Linked DNA regions of Mus musculus: all the other regions are linked to region 2. Evidence: chromatin loops called from intact Hi-C (ENCODE). Cell type or tissue: gastrocnemius. All regions are shown on one strand.

Evidence for each region. A loop is a pair of places that touch in the nucleus more often than their neighbours do. Peaks named below come from ENCODE experiments on the same cell type or tissue, not always from the same donor. Only the 100,000 strongest peaks of a DNase experiment are listed, where the experiment ranks them.
Region 1: it touches region 2 in a loop (2.8-fold over the local background); 16 of 42 quality-filtered maps call a loop at or near these places.
Region 3: a loop joins it to region 2, with 8 times the contacts of the local background. A loop is called at or near these places in 16 of 42 quality-filtered maps.
Region 4: it touches region 2 in a loop (2.5-fold over the local background); 4 of 42 quality-filtered maps call a loop at or near these places.
Region 5: a loop joins it to region 2, with 5 times the contacts of the local background. A loop is called at or near these places in 16 of 42 quality-filtered maps.

The regions. Positions count from the first base shown.
Region 1 is chr8:40,876,832-40,881,831 of GRCm38, forward strand. The region is part of intron 1 of Slc7a2 (solute carrier family 7 (cationic amino acid transporter, y+ system), member 2); the gene reads left to right. Among named protein-coding and RNA genes, the nearest start is that of Slc7a2, 17 kb to the left of the region's middle. In gastrocnemius, no CTCF peak of the experiment used is centred here; DNase peaks (open chromatin) are centred at 2,312, 2,885 and 4,236; H3K4me3 peaks cover 2,893 bases; H3K27ac peaks cover 4,895 bases.
Region 2 is chr8:40,581,335-40,586,334 of GRCm38, forward strand. It overlaps Mtmr7 (myotubularin related protein 7), which reads right to left. Exons shown (of 14, transcript NM_001040699.1): 7 at 80-212. Among named protein-coding and RNA genes, the nearest start is that of Mtmr7, 51 kb to the right of the region's middle. In gastrocnemius, a CTCF peak has its summit at 2,305 (motif pointing right); no DNase peak of the experiment used is centred here.
Region 3 is chr8:40,890,999-40,895,998 of GRCm38, forward strand. All of the region lies in intron 1 of Slc7a2 (solute carrier family 7 (cationic amino acid transporter, y+ system), member 2), which reads left to right. Among named protein-coding and RNA genes, the nearest start is that of Slc7a2, 31 kb to the left of the region's middle. In gastrocnemius, a CTCF peak has its summit at 3,110 (motif pointing left); a DNase peak (open chromatin) is centred at 3,112; H3K4me3 peaks cover 1,187 bases; H3K27ac peaks cover 4,885 bases.
Region 4 is chr8:40,860,384-40,865,383 of GRCm38, forward strand. Slc7a2 (solute carrier family 7 (cationic amino acid transporter, y+ system), member 2) reads left to right here and starts at 1,984. Exons shown (of 12, transcript NM_007514.3): 1 at 1,984-2,174. In gastrocnemius, a CTCF peak has its summit at 2,419; DNase peaks (open chromatin) are centred at 2,039, 2,384 and 3,439; H3K4me3 peaks cover 3,720 bases; H3K27ac peaks cover 3,414 bases.
Region 5 is chr8:40,924,105-40,929,104 of GRCm38, forward strand. Pdgfrl (platelet-derived growth factor receptor-like) reads left to right here and starts at 2,129. Exons shown (of 6, transcript NM_026840.3): 1 at 2,129-2,321. The coding sequence starts at 2,267. In gastrocnemius, a CTCF peak has its summit at 2,062 (motif pointing right); DNase peaks (open chromatin) are centred at 2,190 and 2,622; H3K4me3 peaks cover 1,681 bases; H3K27ac peaks cover 751 bases.

The DNA.
Region 1 (5,000 bases), 300 kb after region 2:
TTTTCAAAACTCTCTAGTCCCTGTGGGTTTTACTGAATACAAGGGTGGGGATGATGAATGGGTGTATAGTTGGTACACTGTGTACTTTAGACTAGAACATTTGCTATGCAACCTAACTGTCGTTTTGTCTGTATGCAGAGGGAACCAGGGGCTGAGCATTGTTTTCTTTCGACACAAAAAGAACCATCAGTAGAGTCCAGCAGCAGCCCTAGCTGATACCTGCCAGAATCACGTATCCTGTAGCAACACAATGTTCCTGCTTGTTGTTACCCAACTGCTGCATTCTTTTATTGATCCTTAAGTAAGGACATGGTCTTCAGACCCAGCCCTCTCTCTTATCTTGGTAACTCTATATTGGACTACTTCATCAGGATTTAAGAAGATGGGGCTGGAGCAAGGTATCTGCTCAGGAAATTTTTGAGTTCCTGCTACATGCCAATACCCAAAGTCCCTACCTTTGTGTAGCTTACATTGTAAGGGTCTTTATACTATGTGTCATCGGGCCCTGACACACTGCCTTGTCCTCCAGGGATAGACCAGACTAGAGCAGCAAGGGAATGAAGAAAAGATAGACTCATAGACCCTGACAGAAATGTCTGGGATTGAGTGGCCTGGGCTCTCAGCTGGAGACACCACAGTACCCTGGAAGCTCTGTGTGTTTGTTAGGGTTGAAAAGAGAGGCGGTGTTATTGCATACAGCTGAACAAGGTGGGGTTCTACCTACAGATAAACAAGGAGGCAGGGTTTGTGGTGTACAGCGGGGTGGAGGAGACTGGTTTAGTTTGACCTCTGTAAGAACAGCTTCTGTAGAGGAGCAGTCTTCAGGTGGCAAGCGTCACATGGAAGAAAGCTGTGGTAGACATTTTTGGCACACACTGCCAGCACTCTCACTTGGTCTCCAGAGGAAGACCTTGCCAACCTTTGAGCCTGATGCTAATGGAATCTATAACATGGCTATGCCCATGTCAATAGCACATACTAAGGACTTCACCCACTCAGAACTTCCTGCGATCTTCACACCCCACAATGGCTATTAAGAAGTAAGAGTGATGATTCTATGTGAAAACTTCAAATAATCCTGATCCCCATCACTTCAAACACATTCCTTCCATGGAATAAGAAAATTATGTCAACTCTAACTGAATTACACTGATTTACTTTCGGGAATGGAATAAAACCCACAGAAAAACCTTTGCACAATAGAAAGGAGACATTCTTAATATTATCAGAGGTTAACTGAAATAAAATGAAAACAAAGTAAAAATATAAAAGGTAAACCTCGAAGGGTCAAGACACATTACTCCCAAACAGTTTTGAATTCAGAAATATGTGAAGACTTCAGAATATTCGATACTTGAGAAACAAAAACTTAGATTAAGATTGTGACAGGTAAATTGTGAACTGTGTACGGCCTTTTAGAAAGTACAATGCGATTGCGCAAAAATCTTCAGCTTTTTATTGCAAATAGCCTTATTTTAAATCATTGAAGGATTTTACAGCCACAAGAAATAGGCTTTCAATATTCAGCAGTGTTCCTAACATGATGCTTATCTAGATAGTTTTTCTTTATCTTTAAAGATTAATTTTTCTATAATGCTTGCCTGACAAAATACTGCATTCTCCTTCTTCAGCCAGTGGTGGCTTTGTGTATTTTAACGCTGAAAGGTTAAAATCTCATGCGGATGAAATTTTAAAATCCCAAAGCTTTTCAGATATATTTTTGGTAACACCTTGATGACCTCCAAATGTCCTTTTATTGGCTAAGTGTTAGGTTGGCAGCCAAGAGCCTGGGGACAGGAAGAATTCGGCATTTTCCCATTGCTTCTTGGTTATTTGGAGCAGAGCAAACAGAAGAGGCTTGCCAGCCATACAGACCTCGAGTACAAATGTCTATGGTTTTGAGTACTTTGTTTAATAGTGCTGAGTTTGAGTTTCATCCTCTGAAGACAGGCTGAGGTGCTGAGGAGTTAGTGATGTACGTACGTACGTCAGGAACATTGATGGGTAGGAAGAGTGAAGAGCCGCCGCTATTTCCACAGTTATATCTCAAAGTCTGGTGTGGGAAAGACTTTCTTAAAAGCAGAATCCTTTTTCTATTATGCTTTTCTCTCCATATGATGGTCTGAGATATTTGTTCCTTTTGTTTTCCTTTTCCTTCATTCCCCTGCCTCATCCCCATGGATCAGAACTAAAGAAAACACTACATCCGGCAGCCCTGTGGACTAGGAGTTTCTCTGCTGCTGCTACTATACTCAGCTGACTGATGTAACCGTTAGCTACCATTGGCCCCTCACCAAGCTACGGCGACGGATTTCTTTCCTCAAGGCATGCCCCGGGTAGTATTTCATCTCAGTTTAGAAGGCGTACTTCATAACAGGACTATTTATTCATGGAGAACTGCCTGTGCCTTGCTTTCTGGGCTGTGGTAATTAACACTTTGGTCATTCTGAGCATTCACTGTTTGCTAGTGCCCACCTAGGGGAAACTGAGCTCTTATAGAAGTGCAGACTTCAAGCTTATCTTTTCAGAATAGTGCACACACCCCAGAATGTCACCCACGGCAGCAAAATCCAATGGAAGCAAAAGGGAAAAGGAGAGGCTATATTCACTGTCGACTCCCTTGCATTCTTTCTAAAATGCTAATGCACATCACGTGCACATTGCAGCCTGTTGTGGACAGTCAGACAGAATTGGTTCTGTGTCCTAACTTGGTATGCCCAGTATCTTTGTCTGTTCAAGGTACCATGAGAAATAGCCATAGATTGAGGGCTTAAACCATGGACATTAACTTGGTATAACTCTGGAGGCTGGACCATCTGGGGGGAAGCCTGGCAGGAACTCCGGTCCGGGCTCACTTGGCTTGCAGATGGTTCCTTTGCTCTGTCTTGACATGGCGGAGGAAGAGTGCCAACTCCAGCGTTTATTAAAGACATACTTGCATCATGGGGGATGGGAGAAATCCTCCCACATGATCTCACAGAAGCCTCATTCCCTTCCAAAGTGTCTCCCTCCAGACACCATCACAGAGTTAAAACATTCGGGTGAATTGTGAGATGCAGTCCACCCACTTAGCTGGTGCTAAGTCTTTCTGGTTTTGTCACCTATAAACTAGAGGTAATAATAGCAACCATGGCACTGTGTAGTCATTGTGTTGCAGCTAGAGCCACAAATTTCACCATGTGGTTTTGTTGTTGTTGTTGTTTTGTTGTTGTTGTTGTTGTTTTGATTGGTGGTTTAGTTCCAAGGAGCTCTGGGTGTACTGGTTAATATTGATGTACCTCCTATGGGGCTTCAAACCCCTTCAGGTTATATTATTATTTATATATTTATCATATAATATATATTTAAATATCACTGCCTTGCTACTAGTCTTATTATTGCTCTGTGAGTGCAGAACTGACGTATAGCATCCTAAAGTATCCAAAAAAGCCTGTCCTTCCAGCTATATGCTCTTAGGTACTTAACAAATTGTTGCAGAGCTGAAATATTTGAGGCTGAAATGAACTTTTGTAAACCTGTTGGGCTGAGTGTTTTGGGTTTTTTTTTTTTGTTTTTATTTTGAAAGAAAACACATAGTACCGAAATGATATTTGGTCCTAGGTTTGTTGACATTATTGATTAAGCTAACATATGCACGGTAACTATAATTCCTTTACCGATTCTATTCTCTTCCTCCTTTTCCCCTTGAGCCTTTTTAGAATACTTGCTGTTTAAAAAAGAAATCCACTTAAAGTACGAAATTGTATATTTTGGTAGAAGGAGGACAAAGAAGTATTTATGTTTCAGAAGAAAATGGAGGGAAATACTTGTAGGGGTTAGGCAATGCTTGGTATACATTGTGGTTTTCCCATATAAATAAACAAACAAAGGATGCTTGTAAATGACCTGGGCTTGTCCTTTGTGATTCGTGGTAAGGGAACAGCGCGTGTGGCTGTAAAAACTTACATCAGATTCCCTTGGCAGGGTGCTGATAGCCCTTTTAGGCAGCATTTCTATGCTGGTAGTTTGATTGACGCTCCTACGTGCTGTGGTAGAATATGCCTTTCCATCCACCTTAGTGCCTGTCTGCCATCATGTACTGCCTCAGAAACTTCCCTAGTCAGAGAACACAGTGAAGACAGCCATGCCAGGCAGGACTTGGCTGTCCGTGAGCCCCAGAGAGGGGTTCTTCATAAGAAGGAGGCTCTGGGCTCTGGCCTTCTTTCAGCTTTCTGGCAGTGACTCTCTCATTAGCATGGGGTGCTGGCATATGCTTGGCTCGGGAGGAAAACTCCAGAAAGCCCAGCTCTTGTGTCCATGCCCAGAATGATGTGTGACTGGCGCCCGGCTAGTCGTACAAGGAAGAAATCAAACCCAAATGTGGAGGCAGGCTGCTTTCATTTTCCTGTTTAAAGTGTTCCGTTCTGTACCTCTCGTCGTCGTGAAGTGCTGCCCAGAGGCAAAGCTTAAGGAATTGCCTTTGGGATGGCTTTTAAACTGAGACTATAGGAGCCAGTGAGACAAGGTGCTGGCCGCAGACACTCACAACCTGAGTTCAGTCCACTTGGTAGCAGGAGAGAGCCAACTCCTCCGTTCTCCCACTCTGCTTGTATGCCATGATGTGTACAAATACAAATCAGTTATATTTCAACTGAGGTTGCAAAGAGGTGCAATCCGTAAAAATGCATTCATGACTATAGGGGCTGCAGAAGTTCAACTTCAGACAGAGAAGGAAATTATCTGGCTTATAATCTGGAAACTCTGTTGGAGATGTGTGTGTGTCTGTGTATGTGTGAGCGCGCACATACACACACACAGACACAAAGATGGCTTGGAGCTTGCAAGATAACGTGTCCTCGGCTGTATTACTCAGGTAAGTGGCTGAGAAGAGAAATTGGGTAGAATGTTTATTATATTTTGTCGTGTTACCTTGGGTGACGTAATAGAGGAGTCTGCTTGTCCCCACTGTCTGATTCCCTATTAAACCCTGGCATGCTCATGAACACCTGTAGAGAGTACCC
Region 2 (5,000 bases):
TCAAAAGACTATCTTATTCCATTTCGGCATCAAAATACTTAAGTATTCTTTTAAAGCTGTGCATAACAAAATGGTTTACCTTCCAGCATTTTCTGAAGACTGTTCCTCATGACGTGGATGTTCTCTATGCCGATAAACTGAAACTTGATATTGGAATAATTGTCTTCATTCTCATAGCCTTTCCCTGCAGCACGATTTGCCATCGCATTAAGCTGCAGTTGTCAGCAAAACAAAAGTCATCAATTACATTCAGGACATGCAACAACCACTTAGGAAAACATTGCAAAGACTCGCAGATGCATACATACTACAGTTTGAGCCCCTGAAACACTGTACAGAGCTCTCAGTGCAAGCATAAAGGTCAAGCCTGTGGTCACGAGCCCTCATGTGCTAGCCTGGGCTAACAGTTCCTTAGTGGAAAGTGCTCCCTAAGGTCTGGAGATGACGCTGCCAGTTTGATGGTGATGCTGACTTGATGTCGAAGTCTGGCAGAGCCAGTTTAACACTATACGTGAAAATCTCCTAAGTGGCAGAAGTATCCACAGAGACAGCAATCAGCATAAGTCCCTGTGCGCTAGATTATCTGCCAGAACTGTAACGCAGAGAAACAAGTAGGAGTCATAACGTGAGAACTGTCAGGCAGGAATGGTTCTTCTCATCTGCCCAACTGAGCCTTCAGCAGGATTACCGAAGAGAGAGTGCTGACCGTCAGGCTGCAGGGTGCCCCTCCCCATCCAGACATGACCCAGAGGTCTGATGTGGGAGCTTTTGTCACTTTCAGAACCATAGATAAGATACTTGATATGTCAGTGTAAACTGGTTTCAATGCTAATGGATGCTGAAGAAACGGAGTAAGCCCAGATTGCTTTAACCCTGCACAGTACAGGCAAACAGACAAGTCCTGCCCAAGCTGGGAAAGATTTCACAGGGATACATGGCTGGGAATGCTCCTCTCTTGCAATGTGACTAAGCAGGCCACCATTTATGGAGAACAGTGTTCAGTTACCACTATCTTCCTAGGGCCACAAAGGCTAGGGGACTAGCCAAATGGGGGTTAGTGAAGGGGTCTGCTTTTAAGTGTATAGTATTAAGTAGTCCTTCAAATAGTTAAGTTTAAAAAAACTAAGCTAAATTAAAATGCTTTGGTCCACATCCTCTAGTTCTGAAAACCTCCTAAAAACAAAGGTCTTAACATATATAGATCAAGACTGTCTGTGACAAATGGTTTTGTAAACATGAAAGCCGAAAACCTATGACTGTCTCCTCCAAGTGGTAACTGCGTAAACAAGGGCATATCCATGCTGTGGAATACAACCAGGGACCAAAGACACAGACCCTGCCTGACCTATCTCTCCCCCGTTCTCTCTCACATACACCACACAGCTACATGTACATATGTGTAAGCTAAGAAAATGTTCATTCAACCACCCACCGTTAATACTTACTGATTCATTTATTTACATTCACTAAGAAGAATTAAAGTTACCATAGACTATGCCAATTGGGTAGCAATTTCATAAGGAAAAAGGGAGTGGCAAGCTGCAGGGGGATACTATCAACACGACCTCAGCTACTCACGCAGCCTTTCACAGTTACAAGAAGCACACGTTAAGTCAGGACCATAGAGAAGAATGAGACAACCAGGGAGAAAACACAATACAGCCAGAGCTGAGAGCAAGCCACTGCCACAGGAGTCCCTGCTTCGTCAGCAAGCGGGCTCCTGCTCCCCTCCTCTGCTCCTCTGGCATCTATGGGGCTGTGGGCTCTTCGGGAGACTGACCCCGGTCTACAAAAGCAAGGCACATCCCTAAGGCTTTAGCCATAACCAATAAACACTTTCATGATATATCTTAAGGGATATATATGTTCTAATATTTTAAGGGGATTTTTTTTTTCTTCCAGAAATTACATATGCATGTTGCTCTCATGGAACTGTGTACTTTTAAAACGTTATGGCCTTACATAATTATTTTCAGGGCAGTTTCAGCTAAACCTCTGTAATGAACTTCATTAAATGCAACAAATCAACAGATCCAACGAGCCTGATGTTATATGAACTACACACTTATTCTGCATCTAAATTCAAGGTCCAGCCTTCTCATCAGCCCCGCCCCATCTCTTCTGAACATGTATAATACGTGATAAGCAAAGCACTCTTACTACTACAGTTCCTGCATATATAACATATGCTCACACTTTAAATCACTTAGGAGTTACAATGGGAGAAACGGCAGGCAGTTTTCCTTAAAAGCAAGTAGGAGAAAACCTCTTCAAAGTCAGTCTGTAATTCACATAACAAACACAAGGTGGCGATATTTAATCTATCATACAAACTATTTTTTAGGAGCTCTACTTATTTAATGTGGCAAAAGCTGAACTTTCAAAGCAGAAACACAGGTTTAGAAATAATAAACACCCAAAAAAGATATTCCAGACTGAGACAGACAGACAGACAGACAGACAGACAGCTACCTTTAGGAGAACTGGGCCAAAGCCTAGCACAGGTGTCAAAGAGTGCTCTTTCTTCTCCTCACTAACTTAACTGTGGCACACTCTTGGAAATACTAGATGATTTTATTGCCTACAGGTATGACCTACAAATAAGCTTCTCAAAATGTCCCCTTCGCCATCCAGGGACATCTTTCACGTATTTAAGAGTACAGGATGAAATCTTGATCCAGGCTAATTTAAATTTTCAACCCATATATGATGCAAAACGGTCTCTTTCCCTGGGTACAGGCTCCGTGAGGTGATGAGGGCTCTCCCTTCCCGTGGCTTCTAACAGGCTCGCCTGCTCTGTGTAGTTGGTAGAAGGGACCATGTGGAAGAGATGCAGTTAGATAAACAGCTCTTTGCAAAGCTAGGCAATGTCAGTTGTCTTACTGGTTGACAGTGCTTCTGATTGCTAATAACTGGCTGTCTCTGCCTTCTCCGCATAGGCATCCAAAGGGTGACTTTCCTAAGGCACACAGTATAGGCTCCTAGAAGTACTGTGCCACCTTTCACTCGCATACGAGATCCACTGTGGCCTGAGCCTAGACCAGCAGCCATTGCCAGCTACATTAGCCCCAGGTCCCTCTCCGGGGGCCTCCATGATAGGTAAGCTGTGTTAGCAAGGTTTTATCAAGTTTGTTAAGGTCCAAATTAAGCCAAAGGATATTTGTCCATCCTTGCACTTACAAAGAACAGGACTGAAGACTCTCCCCTCACCTGCTACAAAACACAAATGTCTCTCTCCCACTCTCTTTCCTCTGTCAATGGCCACCTTCAAACTTTATGCATATAACCAGGAAATAAGATCCCAGGTTCCCACTTTTCAGGTACCCTGAACTTCATAGCTGTATCTTGAAGATGTCTCCTGCATGGGACCCAGTGAATAGACATTACCTCATTACCAAGAAAGAGAGAAATACCCTATGACTTCCTGTTAGACAATGAAACAACCCCTGGCGCCGTGACACTAAGGCCACAACCACAAAGCAGTCCATGGAGCTGAGGCATGTCACAGGGCCGGTCACCACAGAAGCAGGTGACTGACTCAACCTTGCCCCTGCCTTTAGGACTCACACTTCCTCCATAGCTTAGACAGATGACAGCCTTAACTTCAGGACTCATACTTCCTCCATAGCTGGTAGGCAGGCACACAGCTTAGAGCCCTCCTGCTCCACTGGCTTGAGGTGACTTTGGCTCAGCCTGGAGCTGGGTGTGTGATCAACTTAGGTGTCAACCCTCTAGAGTCTGGAAGCGGGGACAAGGGTCCCCTAGAGATGTTCTGGGAAACAGAAACAAAAAAGCCACTGGCTTTGATGTCAAATAAGCTTGTATTTAACTGAATGTGGCCTTGGGTCTAAACCGTGTGGTCTCAGTGAATTACCTAACCTCTTTAAAGCTAAGTCCAGGAAAAGACAAGAAGCCTCCCAATCTGCAGAATTCTTCCAAGAGTGAAATGAGAACGTGCTGAACATTTTTGCAAGCTCAACAGAATGCCAGCATATCTGACAGAAGAGGCTGAAGTACAGAGACACGGTCCTTGTCTTAGACCTCCACAAATACCGTTCTGACTCAATTCCATGTGTTAATGTACCAATCTCTAGCAACAGCTGAGACCAAGGAGACTTTTCTCAGTACATACTTAAGGCTTTCACTGCCTCTGCGGCCCATCACTGTCCCATCAGTGAACAAACAATTCAAAAGGCTTTCATCTGGGTGGGTGGCTTGGGAAGCCCTTGTGTGGACTTAACCCCGCTCAGAGACCAAGGATCAGGACCCTGGGAGCTGCCTCCCAAGCCTTTGTCTTTATTATTATTATTATTATTATTAATTATTATTATTATTATTATTATTATTATTATTATTATTATACTAGGAAATAAAGCTGGATGCAGAAGGCAAGGACTGAGGACAACCTGCATGCCGCCATGCAACCCTTCTGTGGCAAACATCTGCATACTTTCCTGGTGGCCTAGGAAAACTACCGCACCTGAGGGGTGGGAATCAACCAACGTGGTCATGAAAAAAAAGAAGAAAGGAAGGAGGGGAAGACAGGGAGAGAGGAAAAGAGAGAGGGAGGGAGAAAGAGAGGGATAGAAGAAAAGAGAGAGGGAGAAAGAGAAAAGAGGGAGAGAAAAGAGGGGGAGAGAGGAGGGGAACACAAAGCTTGAAGCAGTTTTTACAAGCCACATCTTTGCACCTGAGAAGAGAGCACCCAACTTTCTTTATCTACTGGATCAGAGTCAACTTCTTACCACTTAACAATAAACAAAGTGAGTACTAAATATACCCTTCAAACTGAATCCTTAGGACTAAGAAGGTGGCTTTAAATACAGACAAGGCCTGGTCCTGTGGCTGCCACGTTCTAATAAGGACTTACACTACAGGGACCTAACTTGGATCACTGGCTCTTAGGAGGTCAATCTGTTTATCCCTGTTTAAAGCTGGAAAAGTAGGGTAGGAAAAGGATTTCCAGTCTCCACTCAGTAAAGCCCTGAAGCCTGAGTTTG
Region 3 (5,000 bases), 310 kb after region 2:
CAGATCTAACGCCTGTACGTCATGGTTCTCAGGTCAGGGTGGTTATTAAATACAGCAAATTAATAGAGATATGTAGGGTGGAGGAGGACTGTAAGCAAACAATACTGTGTTCGGCCACATCTGGAACTCTCTGCCTTGTGGGGTGTGTGATGCCTCCTGTCAGGGGTGTTCAGTGTGTTTGTTGGACTTGGATGGATTGTGTGTACCTGAGGAAGTGTTTGGGCGGTAGCCATTTCGATTTATTTGAATGGGGGTTTAATCTGTATTTGTTGTTAAGACAGAATTAAGCCCAGGGACAGAATCGAAAACACAGGTAGGAGGTTAAGGGTTTTCTATCAGTGAGCATTGCACAGAGGGAAGCAGATGCCTTCAGACTCAGCCCTTCTTGAGGGCCAAAGATGAAGAAGGTGCCGTGTGGTACTGGTAGTGGGGGTGAATAAATGTGCAGAAAGGTGAGGTGAGGAGGCAGCTGTTTCAAAGGTCCTGTACACAAAGCCTCCACGAAGCTTGAAAGATGGAATGAAGATTTCTATATCCTTTAAGATAGAAAACTAAGAAAATTAAAAACCTTAGTACCTTTGGAGAGTAATCAAATACCTGAAATCATTTTTAAAAATCTTAGCAGCATTATTTAAATACTTCTCTTCACTCCATAGTCATCTTCATGACAGTCCTTTAAGCTCAAGTCTTTGGTACATATTTCTCTCTCTGCCCTTCCCGGTCAGCTGATGAGCTACAGTCCATTCATTCCACCAAGTTTGATTATAGAGACTACTGCAATAAATTCATGTTAAGCCTATCATGTGTAGAAACAATAGCATGTGAATATGTTCCCTACCAAACAAGCAGTGTTCGCTTCTTTGAGGAGGAAGGAGCCAGAGAGCACATAGCAAACACAACACTACATTTTCCCAAGTGTAGTTAAGGGGGATTTTGGCCTTCACCCCACCTCTTGAAGGAGATCTAAATGAGATTCTGATTCTCAAAATCTCCCTTCCTCCCAGTTCTCTTGGTAGGTAGATAACCCAAAGGTACTCGTTCTTCAGCCTATTGACTTTTCTTTTGAGTGCAAAGGAGTCTGGGAGCTGGTAGAGAAGGCAGAGACGTGTCTGACTGACTTCAGTGGCTCAGACACCCTGGCATGGGAACAGAAAGTGAGGGCCAGGAGACAAGCCAGGAGCAGCCAGGAACACACAGGTCAATATCTCCCTTCACGTGTGTGGGCGAGAAAGCAAACGTTCCGAGGATAGTTTGTGGGCAGGTCAGACCACAGCATTCACGCGGAGAGCAGCAGAACTCAAGGCTACAAGGGTAAGCTGGAGAGAGAGAGAGAGCACAGTGGAGTGACTTGGAGACTCAGGCTAAGGGCAGAGGAGAGTCCAGTGTAAATAAGATTCAAAGCACTAAAATTAAAACTTACTAGCAGCTATTTCATAATTCTTAGATCTGATATATATATGTAGTTGGATAGGTACCCAAGCATTCTTAAAATTATGGAAGCTAAATTCCCATTTCTTAAAATAGTGCATTTATGAGAGCTTCATATTCTCCCTCTCCCTCTCCCTCTCCCTCTCCCTCTCCCTCTCCCTCTCCCTCTCCCTCTCCCTCTCCCTCTCCCTCTCCCTCTCCCTCTCCCTCTCCCTCTCCCTCTCCCTCTCACATTGTTAGTGCTAAAGCTCCTGAAAGTCAAATCAAATAGTATTTTGTAAAGCAGCAGCAGGAATTTGGAGTTGAAGAGAGTTTTTTTTTTCCTTCTTACATTCTTAACACTATCAAAACACTATAAATGTGTGCTTATAATGTACATTGTTGGCTTTTAAATACTTTACATTGGATGTTGAATACTTTTATGTGCATTTGTGTGTGAGTGTATGGGATGATTGTGTGTGAGCATGGGGTGCATGTGTGTGTATGTGTGTGTTGCACACTTGGGTACACATAGGTGGAACCCATAGCTGGATAACAGGTGTCTTCATCTATCACTCTGTCTTATGACCTTAAGTAAGAGTGACACTCTCAGGATGGAGAGATGGTTCAGTGGTTAAGAGCACTGACTGCTTTTCCAGAGATCCTGAGTTCAATTCCCAGCAACCACATGGTGGCTCACAACCATCTGTAATGAGATCTGATGTCCTCTTCTGGTGTGCATGAAGACGGCTACAGTGTACTCACATACATAAAATAAACCTTTAAAAAAATAAAAGAGTGACTTTCTCAGTGAATTGGAAGCTCTCTGGGGTATGCTAGCAAGCCAGCAAGTTCTGGGGTCATCTATCTCTCCCCTCCCACCTAGTGCTGGGTTAGAGGCCAACAGAACATACCCAGCTTTTTATGTGGTTGCTGGGGATTCAAACTAGGTCCCCAAGTGTGCAGAATGGATGTCCTTACCCACCAACCCATCCCACTAGCCCTCATTTTGTTCTTGTGGGTCATTTTTATAAAGCCTACTCTTCCCACATTATTTAAATAACTAAAAGGTTTTGTTGGTGAATTATTATCAGATAGGTTTTCAGTTATTGAGATAATTTAAATTTTAAATCACATAGTAATATAAACTGCTCCTGTTTAAGTTAAATCAATGGGTGGAGGAACTTTTGGTAAAGTTTTTTTTTATGTTAGCAACTTTTAAGAATTTTTCTTTTATTGTTTATTATAGAAACAACTGTTACTAGTTTGCAAAAGTGAGGTTCTTTTTTTTTTTTTTTAGAAAAGAGTTGTTTCAGATAAAATAAAGATTGTTTAACTTCCAGTTTCAGAAGAGGCAGAGGATATGAGTTCATCAAAGTTTCAAAATGAGTTTGAAGATTGTGGATATCGCTTCATTGTTAGAAGAATGCTAAATGGGTTTCCCATTAATATTTTTGCTTTAGAGACTGTGCCGTTGGCAGCCTTGTTTATTTACTATTTATTTCGTTCTTGAGACAAAGTCTGCCTGTGTGATCCAGGCTGGCCTTGAACTCTTGATCCTCTTCTTTCAGCCTTCAGAGTGATGGGACTATAGCAATTCATTGCCACACTTAGCCTTTTTTCCCCCTCTTCTTCATCTCTTGAAGACTTCACTGCCCACAGCTCCAGCTGCAGTCTGAGCAGTGTGCCCCCTGCTGTGCATTCTGTTAGTGCAGGACCTCCCTTCACACAGGCCACAGGGATAACCAGTCGGCCTGTCTGACTCTGGTGTCTGTCTGTCTGTCTCTGTGCTCCCTAGGATGGTTTTCAATTTTTGAAATTTCTAAGGCTTGGCCTTTGAGAGAACGTGATGTTGTGTGGAGCAGTTGGGTAGGCTGAGTTCAGAGATGGGAAAATAAAGACAAATTTTGCTTTAAAAAAAAAAATGTGTCAAGACTGCTGGGCTTGTGGTTTAAGAACTCCGTTGTTTCAAGTTGGACTCATTTTTAACATTGTCCTTCATTTGCATATTCTAACTCTAACTTGTAGTTCTGCGCCCTGGGAATGAGCTGGCATCGGGTTCCTTGCTTCCTCTGAGCACACAATAGGAGCGTTTCATTCTGAAGTAGCCGAAGCCAAGTGAACTTACAAAGTTCCCATAATCAATAGCAGTGTTTCAAGAATCTTCCCAAGATGCCAGAGATAACAGTTTCTGCTCACACACTGTTCCAGGGATTTAAGACGCGCCCGATCAGAGCATTCTTTTCAAAACTGAAAACGTAGTGGCCAAGGTGACCTTTTTTTTTCTTTGTCAAGAAATAACTCTGAAGCAAAACCATGAAAGTAGGTATCCAGCTATCCAGCTACTTTTTTTTTTTTGGAGCTAAAAATGGGTGTGAATTCTTGTCAAATTCCTTTCCCACCACAGTTTGATGGGAGGAATTTTTGCCTAGCACTGAAACAAAAGTGGTCAAGTTTTAGCAGCCAGTTAAGTTAAGTAACTTGGGGGAAGTGTGGCATTTGAAAAGGGGTGTTTTGCTTCTGGGAAGAATGAAGAGAGGAGACCAGAGTGTCCTGAAGCATTTCTCAGTTCTCTGCCTTCAGACAAAAGACCTCTGCTGTTCTCCAGCGCCCACCCTAGTCCGGGCCTTTACTTCCAGCATCTGGAATCCAGAATTTGGTGACTGACCCAGAAATAAATAAAGCAGTTTGATTCCTGACCAGTGGCTGCTTCAAACGGTGCTAAGTGCACGGGTTCCTTCAGATCATCTGAATTCTCTTGGCATCCTAGAATTGACATTAAATGGCATTAACTGACATTAATAAATGTTGAATTAAGGTCATATGATTTGCTTTTAAAACAATCATGGCCACTTTTTACAGTTTCCTCAAGAAGGAATACTAAATGACACCCCTCCCCCCATGTCTTGCTTTATTTAACTGTTTTGATTTACTTTGGTTCTCTTTGATTTGAGTCAGCACCTCCCCATGTAGCCCAGGTTGGCCTAGGACTCATTGTGTGGCTGATCTGAGATGCTGATCTTCCCACCTCAGCCTCCTGAGAGCTGCCATTACAGGAAATGTGCTAGTACACCCAGTCTGAACTTTCTTCTTGCAGAGAGGGGCAATTTGGACACCACAACATCTGGCCAGCATGAAATTACATCTTGCACGGAAGATCACACCAGACCAATAGTCAGTGGACAACAGCCACAACAGCTTTGAGCTTCTGAAATGTAGGAACCCCACACCTGTGAAATACCTTCTTCCTTGCAAAATCCACACCAAACATCTGGTGTTAGCAGATGCGTGTAAAGGGCAGACCTAATGGGTACTAACGCCCCAAATACCTTACTGGGAAAATACGGATGTTCTCAAGGTATTCCAGCTGGCAGCCTGATGCCAGAAGGAAGGTGAATTAGCAGGAAGTGGAGCACTCTCGGTTAAGAGATAACCAGTTCAGGGTTGAATGAAAGCAGAGGCGATAGAGCAGCCTCCGCAGCACCAGCAGACCTCCATTGACAACTTCTGGTTTTAGTGACCCGACAGCTCAGCATAGCTTATATGACCAGGGAGTTAGTTGGAACAAAGTAGAGAACAGTCTAACACTGCAA
Region 4 (5,000 bases), 280 kb after region 2:
CAATGGAGTACTACTCAGCTATTAAAAAGAATGAATTTATGAAATTCCTAGCCAAATGGATGGACCTGGAGGGCATCATCCTGAGTGAGGTAACACATTCACAAAGGAACTCACACAATATGTACTCACTGATAAGTGGATATTAGCCCAAAACCTAGGATACCCAAGATATAAGATACAATTTCCTAAACACATGAATCTCAAGAAAAATGAAGACTGAAGTGTGGACACTATGCCCCTCCTTAGAAGTGGGAACAAAACACCCTTGGAAGGAGTTACAGAGACAAAGTTTGGAGCTGAGATGAAAGGATGGACCATGTAGAGACTGCCTTATCCAGGGATCCACCCCATAATCAGCATCCAAACGCTGACACCATTGCATACACTAGCAAGATTTTATCGAAAGGACCCAGATGTAGCTGTCTCTTGTGAGACTATGCCGGGGCCTAGCAAACACAGAAGTGGATGCCCACAGTCAGCTAATGGATGGATCACAGGGCTCCCAATGGAGGAGGTAGAGAAAGTACCCAAGGAGCTAAAGGGATCTGCAACCCTATAGGTGGATCAACATTATGAACTAACCAGTACCCCGGAGCTCTTGACTCTTGCTGCATATGTATCAAAAGATGGCCTAGTCGGCCATCACTGGAAAGAGAGGCCCATTGGACACACAAACTTTATATGCCCCAGAACAGGGGAACGCCAGGGCCAAAAAGGGGGAGTGGGCGGGTAGGGGAGTGGGGGTGGGTGGGTATGGGGGACTTTTGGTATAGCATTGGAAATGTAAATGAGCTAAATACCTAATAAAAAATGGAAAGAAAAAAAAAAGAACCAAAAAAAAAAAGGAGTTAGCATAGAGAAATCATGATAAAATGTAAGAGGTGAATGCTGATGGTCTTAATTGATTACTACATGTATTCTATCAGTTCCCTCACAGTAGCTATGCTCTATAGACCTGGACTCATCCCGGAGAACAATGGACAACTTCACTGGATACGCAACCTCTGAAGATGGCAACAGATATTGTGTACATGTGCCATTTCTGGAGCAAGCCCCTTGTTATTCAGCAAAATTCCTTAGAAAGTCCTACTTTAAAGAAGAACGATCAGAGGATCTCATTAAACCTAGGTACTGCGTCACATGAATGAGCACTTGGCTAGTCTTACTAGTAGGATTGAATAAAAGGCCCTTTTACCACAATATGAAGCCAGAAAAGATAGCCCTTCCTACCAAGCCACAATAACATACAATGATATTCAATTCTGTGCCAGGGCTCCGATTCATTTTTGTGTTAAAATCAAGAGTTTCACATTGTGACTTTAATCTTATCAGAGACTTCTAAAGCAAATAGCACAGAATGAAAAACCTCGATTGTGTAACTTCTGTTTTTGCTGGCTATGAAATACCAAGTATCCGTTTCTTTAAAAACCCACTTCCAAATAACCATGACTATGACCTGCCTATTCACGAGTCTGGAATCTTCAAGTTTTGATTTCATTACAGAACGTGATACTTTTTAACAAAGCTCATCTATCTGGGCTTCTAGTTTATTATGATCATATACTACTATTTTTATGTTCCCAATTCTCAATGAGAGAGGGAGAGAAAGAGGGAGGGAGGGAGAGAGGGAAGAAGAGGAAAAGAATCCTGCTTAGAAGAAACCTCAGAAATGTCCCCCACCCCACCCCCAGATTGGGTTCTGCCAAGGAAAAGGGGCATTTCCCCTCTGCCAAACCCTGCGTCTCCGACCCACGCCCACCCACCCCAGCGGGCAAGCGTGTAATCCACGTGCGCGCGCGCCCTGATCCTGACCCTGACCTTTCAGAAGCTTGGAGTTAGACACCGCCTTCCTGGAGTCTCTGCGCGCCCGCCCGCCGAGCCGTGACAAACGCTCCAGGCGAGGGTCGCGAGCACGAGGGAGGGGCGGGACGGCCCCCGCCCCTCGCTGCCCCGCCCCACTCCGCCCCGCCCCTCCGCCTCTACTCAGAGGGGTGCCCACGTGCCCAGCCCGCCTTCTGCAAGCTCGGCGGCGGGAGCTTCTGTCTGCGCGGACCTGGAAAGGCTGCTGCTGCTGCTCGTCCAACCTTCGCGAGCTTGGAATCCGCAGAGCGCTGCAGCCTCTCGCTCGCCCGTGCCTGTTCCCGTCCCCGTCGCGCGGCCAGGGCACTGCCCCAGTAAGTTGCGGGTAGAGCGCGGGGGCCCCCCGAAGGGAAGCGAGCGGTGGAGCGCGGGCGTTCAGGCCGCGTCCAGCTGCTTGCAGCTGCCCGGAGGCCTCGCTCCAGCGACTGCTGAGCGGAGCGTCGGGGGCACTGGGGACGGGGACTGCCGCTCAGGACCCTGGGTCTCCGGCCTGCACCCGGGGCTACTACCCTCCTCCTCTTGTCGGTCCCCGGTGCCGCTGGCTGACTCTCACTCGAGGCGTGCAGATCCCGCAACGGCCACGCGGGTCGCAGAACTTGGACATAGGGACTGGGACTCCCCGAGTGTTCCTAGTCACTAGAGTTCTGGGAGACCCTGGGTATCTCTCTCTGGAAGGGTAGCCCGCCTCCACACCCTGCAGGAGGAGTGGTCCCCCAAGTCGTCTTTCACTCCCTTGGGGTTCTTGGTTTAAATTTGGAACAAGACTTGGATCGCCACGAAGCCTTTTCCCATCTTGCTGTGGATTGGGTAAGTCAGGTAAAATGACCTCCCCTGGGGGAGTCTCTATGGGTGTTTTAAAGTAAATAAGTGCAGTACTAAGCACTTGAGTTGTTCTGTGTGCCTTTTAATACCGTTTCACGAAGTCTTCAGCCTTGAGTACCTTAAAACCTTCGTTTCAGATAGTGGATTCGACTAGTCTGCACCGCCTTCAGTTGTCCCATATGTGCAGTGTAAGGTAATCCTATAATTATTTCAAAGAAATAGGTGCTATAAAAGTCATAGATGACTCTCAAACTAAAAACTGCCTAGATGCCAGAAGTAGAGTTAATCCAATACAAACTTTAAACTATGAAAAACTGTCTTCAACGCCATTTAGGTAATGACTTCCTTGGGACTACAGTATTAGATCCATGTGGGTCCGTTCTTCGCTAGAATGGAGCAGACTCTACGACTTGGGCTGTGTAGTTAAGTGTGTCTGCCCTGAAACTTCGTTCTTGCCTGAGGCATGCTTTTGAAATGTGTTTTTCTTTTCTGCCTCCATATTAATATTTGTATTCTTGGTAAAGAGCAATACTTTGTTGTCTCTGGCTAGGAGCTGTACTGTTGGAGAACGTTCTATTTTATTTATATATATACTTTTTGTGCGCTTAGATCTTTCTTTTCTTCTAATCACACCAAAATAGAATAAAGAAATGATACATCCTCTCAAAGGAACATTTTCCCGTTCCTTATACTAAAATGTTGCAGCTTGGCAACCATCCAGGAGCGAATCCCGAGGCAACCTTACATGTTTGCTCCTTTGCTCCTCATGGTCTTCCCCCTGTGAGTGTCATTTACATTAAGGCATCTTAATCTTTGGGGCTGTGTCCTGACTGAAGATCAGATTAGAGCTTCTTGGTATCTGCAGAGATTCAGTTTGCAGAACCCTGACCTTCACCTTGTCAGCCAAGCTCTTTTGATTCCGGTCTCCAGGTTTTCTCACTGGGTTTAGAGTTAAGAGTCAGGAAAGAGGAATGGCAGCTAGAAGGACAGTCTGGGAGCTTTGGACATTTAAAAACTCTGAGGACTTGTGGAGTTTTTCATCCTGCGTTTCCATGTCTCTGGCTCACTTGAACACGTGTCTGCAGTTTTAAAGCTGGTGTTCCTCCACTATAAGCTATGCACCTTTGCAGACCACTTGCCTCTTCTCCCTTCTAGGTGGCTCTATGCCAGCAATCCTCTTCTCCTGCCATCTAGTTCAAGTCAGCTGTATTTCTTCTGACTCTCTGAGCCAGGACTCTCCTCCTAACTGGCCATGTCTTCTCCTTTTCCAGAATATTTTGCCCTAAATGTTTTCATGTCTAACCTAGTTAATGAGTTTATGTTCGGTTGCATTTATTTGCGCTCTCTCTCTCTCTCTCTCTCTCTCTCTCTCTCTCTCTCTCTCTCTGTGTGTGTGTGTGTGTGTGTGTGTGTGTGTGTGTGTGTGCGTGTGCGTGTGTGTGTGCATGTGTGAGACCAACTTTCAGAACAGAGTTTTGGAAACAGTCTCATGCTGCTCTTTGCTTTTCGTCATAGTATGAATATAATTTCAAAGTCTGGTTTCTTAATAGATGACTTCTTAGATGCCAAATATTTAGAACAAAAGGAAATTTTTCAGTTGAATGTGTTTCTAAGCTTTCATGTTTGGTACTCTGTGCCAAAGGAACGACACAAGACTGAAGAAAGCGAAGGGAGCTGTGTGTCTTCGTGCTCATTGTGTTTGCCTAAATGCCTTAGCAAAATTAAATCTGTAACTTATGCTGAGCCTTTATAAAAAATATTCAGAACTATATAGATAAAACCTTGAACAGCAATAAAAACCAACAAGATGTTTCCCTTTGCAGTCTTCCATTTCAATATGTTTTTGTTCTGTCCCCTCACCTAATGTGACCTAACACATGTTCAGTGGGTTTTCATTGTAAAATGGTTCCAACAGCTTGAGAAAACGTGTTTTTGCCTGTCTTCTAAATGTTTACATGCCTTCCCTGAAAACTTACTGGGTCCCTACAGTACACCAGACACTGGGTGACCCCAAACTAATTACTGACATCATAGAGGGATTCTATACTTATTTTTGCATTTAGGAAACTCTTTCTTGATGGATTTTAAGAATCATTTGTTGCTGTTTACTGTATGAAAGCCATGCAGAATCTTAACGGATGGCTTGAGTGCTGTGTGCACACAGGAAGCTATGGCTGCACTGTGTCCTATGACAACTACTGTTTCATTATCAAAAGCATGTAAGCTGGGTGTCTTTGTTTCATAGATAGCTACAAATTTATGTTAATATGCCCATACATCTTTTTATGTGCTTTTCTGGCTCTTGTCTTAGAAGTGGT
Region 5 (5,000 bases), 340 kb after region 2:
TCATCTGAAGGCTGCTAGTGGAAGACTGACTTCCAGGCAGCTAGGATGAGGGTCTTAAGCCCATGCCCACAGTGACACACCTACTCCAACAAGACCACACCTCCTAAGTGTGCCACTCCCTGGGCCAAGCAAATACAAACCCATTACCTCCATTTGTCTTTTAATGTAGGTCAAAGTAGAGAAGTATTCAAAAACACTGTCCTGCCATTCGAAGCTTTCTAGTAGTAGCTTATAGACACTATGTCAAAACTTTCAGATTTCTTTTCGATGCACTTAAGACAGGAGCAGCCAACTGGAAGACAAAGGCCATCCAGGCAAACTCAAGGCTACCTGTTGTTCCAAATCAAAGAGAAACTGTCATGGTTCGGGGTTCTATTATTCTCTAATCAGTGATTCTCCAAGATGCCAGAGTCTTCCCCAAACTGCTCATGTGTAAGCACCAAGAGTTTCACAGCCCAAGAAAAGTCAGGCTTGCACGACAAATGTTTCTGAAGTGGCTTACATTGACATGAGGGTATGTATATAAACAACTCGTAAGAGGCACTCTTTGGATACACAGGAAAACATGAATCACTGAAACTCTGCAGCAGAGGTAGGAGAGGCAGCGGCAGGCAATCTTAGACCAGAAGTTCCTGCTTTTTAGTTCCCCTGTCATTGGATGGCTTTTGCTGCAAGTATGCAGCCGATAATGGTACGTCTTTATCACCTGATGCTTCCTGGCATTGAAAAGGTCATTTCTTTTTGCCTCATGGAAATTATGTAGCTGGGGTCCTTGTCTTACCCTATGTTACCTTTGATGACTGACTTGGGGAATAGCAAAGATTTTGACATTGCTTCTAAGAACCCCTCAGAGTACGCTGGCAGAAATATGCGCCCAATGGAGTAGAAGCGGCATTAGCAGTAGTTATTTTAAGTAGACATCTTAGTGTTTTCTATGACTAAGATTCTCATTGCTCCTGTTTTGACAAGCACGGGGGCACCCACCTTTAGTTCCAGTACTTGCAGGGTGCAGAGGCAGGTGGATCTCTGTGAGTTAGAGGCCTCTCTATGGTGTGTTCAAGGACAGCAAGGGCAAAGTAGAGAGACCTCAAACAAATAAGAAATGTCTGACTTTAAAAAAATAATAATTTTGTAATCCGTCTTGATTCTATTTAGATGGAAGATTATTTTGAGAAGTTAAATGTCTTTATTTAGGGAACAAGCAAGGAATGCCCAATATTTAGTTTTTTTTTTAAGTTTATTTTTCTAAGCAAATTCTTAATAGTGTGCACTAGTTTGAAGGGATTTTTTTTTAACTAAGTAAGACCAAAAGGAGCAATGAGAATCTTAGTCATAGAAAACACTAAGATGTATAATTAAAATACTATTTAGAAAACAATCCATGGGCAAAAAAATAAAAACCATATAAGAGAAGGACTAACATTTCACTCTGACTTTTGATGGCCCAGGACTGCTAATAATGCTCTTCTCCTCCATTGGGCGCATATTTCCTCCCAGCGTACTCGGAGGGGTTCTTAAAAGGCCTTTCTAGACTTAGGTCCACACTGACAGCCCGCTCTACCGCAACCGGAAGTCCAGTTCTTTCCCCATACTGTTCCCGCTATCTGCTTATCCTCCCGTCTCCTCTCTTCTCTCTGGTTCTCCATTTGTTAAGCTCATACAAGCAGTTGCTGTGAGCCCCTCTGACTGCAGACAGGCAGCCCCGTCCCTCCCCACTATGACAGCTCCTTCACCTGCATAAGATGCGCAGGTTCATCAGGTCCAGGACTAGATGCGCTCTTACCCTGTCTCTGACCAGGCCTAAAAGGAGCAGCCACAACCAACAATATTTTTTAATGCGATAGCAAACCCATTTTTTTTTTTTTTTTTTTTTTTAGTGCAAGTAAGAGAACACCTGGGGACCAAGAGAAACTTAAGACGCACTTTTTTGCTAAGAAGCAAGACCCTACCAGAGAAGGTGGACTGATTCCTGATTCCATCATCTAGGTCACCTTAGGCCTTCCTAGTCATTTGTCTTCCCAGTGCTTGGTAATAGCTCTATCCGTCACCACTCCACCAGGGGGCAGAAGAGATCACATTACACAGGGGAAAAAAATTTTTTTTAATCTTCTTTTTTTTCCCCCAAATTGTGTTTCCCCCAGTGAAACCGAATCCTCCAGCTGTGGTGTCCCAGGCGCCGCCTCCCCTCTGCGCCCCTGCCCTGCCCTGGACAGCCTGTCGCGCCGTCTGCAGTCCTGAACTATTCTGCAGGTCACCAGCCCTGAAGATGAAGTTTTGGCTGCTGCTCGGACTTCTGTTGCTACACGAAGCGCTGGAAGATGGTGAGTGACTCTGGCTTCTGACCGCCTTCGCCCAGTCCGAGATTCTCTCAGCAACTCCTCTAACTTTTGGCCATAGGGATCGTCCCCAGCGCTGGTCACCTTCCGGTGTACCTGGCTCGTCCTAGAAGGGTCCCCTTTCTTCTTTTCCTTTCCCCCATCGCCCTGAAGAACTCCTGTGAAGGCGGCGGTTGCACTGACCGAAAGAGCCTATCAGGACTTCTCTAGCCTTATCAGAAAGCCACAGGCGATCGAACCGATCTACCCCATCTTCCCCAGACGGAGCCTGGTCCAGCCCCCTGTGTCAACGTGTCGGTCTGATGGCGCGCCCGCAGTGGCTCGCTTCCACCTTTATACGACCGATCCTCGCCCTGGACTATTGTAGCCGGTGCCACCTAAGCAAAGAGATTCTTGTGGAAAATTCCCTGTGTGTCTTCCTTCCCCATTACAGTCTTGTTTTGTTTGCTTGTTGTTGTTGTTGTCGTTGCTGTTGTTGTATACCAATCTGAACTAAAATCCTGCTAGATTTGCCTAGGTCTTTTAACAACAACAACAACAAAATGCTGCACTAAACCAATTTAAAAAAAAAAAAAAAAAAACTAGACCGCAGTTATATTTTCCGTATAAATAAGAGGATGGATGGAAACAAAGCCTACTTTTTTTTTTTGTAGCACATAGGAGGGCCTTGCATCATTTAATTTTTTAAATTGCATTTAGTGTGTGTGTGTGTGTGTGTGTGTGTGTGTGTGTGTGTGTGTGTGTGTGTGTGTGTGTGTGTGTTTGGGAGTGTGTATGCTACAGCAGACTTATGAAAATCAAAAGGCACCGTGCAGGGGTGAGCTTCCTCCTTGCGCTATGGTAATGAAAAGGAGCCACTTCACCAACCACTACATCACTTTAAAAAATGTTTATTTGAGATGTGTACCTGCCCTAGGTCCATCCTGTATTGTAGACAGATAACCGTAGGATTAGGCTTTATTACGTGTGTGTGTGTGTTTGTGTGTGTGGTTTTTATACACTATACATTTTTTTAAGTACATATCACTGCTAATTATTTTAATTTAATTAATTATTTTATTTCCTGCATCATTTATTTAATCGTTGCTGTTTGCATAGTACATCTGGCGACCGATCTCAAGGCTTCCTTAAAATTCCTCAGTTACTGCCACAAATGTGCTCCTTAGATTTGGTTGAAAAGTGTCTTGCTGTTATGCAATCCCATGCTGGAGCCGGCTCAACCTGGCTTGGGACTGATCCACTCATCAATCCCGACCCTTCCATCCGGGTTTCCATTCTCTAAAGCTACAGTCCTCTGCCTCGAGTATGCAGACGTTCAAGGTGGTGGTGGCTCATGACACTGTGCACGAGGCTCCTTAAGGACAGACTCTGACTGAGTAAATAAAAAAGTGTAAGCAGAGCCTCTGGGGGAGGGGAACAGCAGTTCCCCTTTGCCCTGAGCTCAGTCTGCACAACACGGTATTAAATCGTTCCTGGCAGGTCCTTGTCTCTGACTGCTAAAATGGTGGGGATGCAGTATTTGGAGTCATTTTTGAATAGAGCAGAAGACGGCCAGACAAAACAACTTCAAACAGTCCATTGGAGTTGGAGTTGGAGGGACTCAAGTTGGAGCCGGTTGGAAAGGCTTGAGATTGACTTCAGCCAACATAGGTCGGAGTTTGTGAAGTACGGCAGACATCTGTCTAAATGAATTAGCATCTATTTAAATAAACTTCTACTCCTACAAGCAATAAGTATTTATGAGACAAAGAGGAATATGGGTCAAATATTTAATAATTAATAATAGGTAAATGTGGGTCTTGCCCTTATACTTACAGACACATATGATATGATATGTGTGTGCATATATATATTTATATGATACATATATGTAATATAATATGCCATTGACAAAATGTTAAACATACTGAAAATTAAACTGACTCCATTAAGTTATTTAACTGTTTTCCTAACCCTTTCAAGAATTTTTGTCATTAGTTTTGAATCCTGATGTAGTGACAGGAAGAGCGCAGGGACAGCCAAAGAGAGCAACTATTCATGCCGTCCTTCCAGTGCTGAGATCTGATTGGCAGGTCAGGTTGCATCCCTCAGCCCCAACTACAGGCACAAGCTGTGACTGTAACTGTCCCTGAGCCTGTCCACTTTGTGATCATATTTGGAAGACAGCCTCAGAGGAAGAGCCTTCGCTGCAAGCATCCACGGAGTAGACATCTGTCCTAAGCAGTGGCATTTGTCTTGCCCAATTCTAAAGTTTTTGAGAAATAATGCTATTTCTCTTTATAATGGGAAGACCTGAAGGACCACACTGTCTACCCATTTCGTGAACTGAAGGCTTGAAAACAGTGAATAAATAGGCCAAGACCCCAGTTAGTGAGGGACTGCTCCCAGGACCCGTTCTGTCCAGTGGTGCACTGCCACGTCCACACTTGAAAGTATAAAACTGCAGTCACCTACTGACCTCCTATCACCTACGTACGCATATTTAATGTGACAGTCAAGTGCTGAGATACGCATATTGATCCATTAATGCATCTCCATTTACCTACACAAGCCCCTTCATCCAATAGCTTTCAGATAATTTAGACTTAGATAATCTGAAAGCTTCTAAAATTCAAAAAAAGATCAAAACATTAGAGGGGGAAACCAGGTCTGAAAGAAGATAAG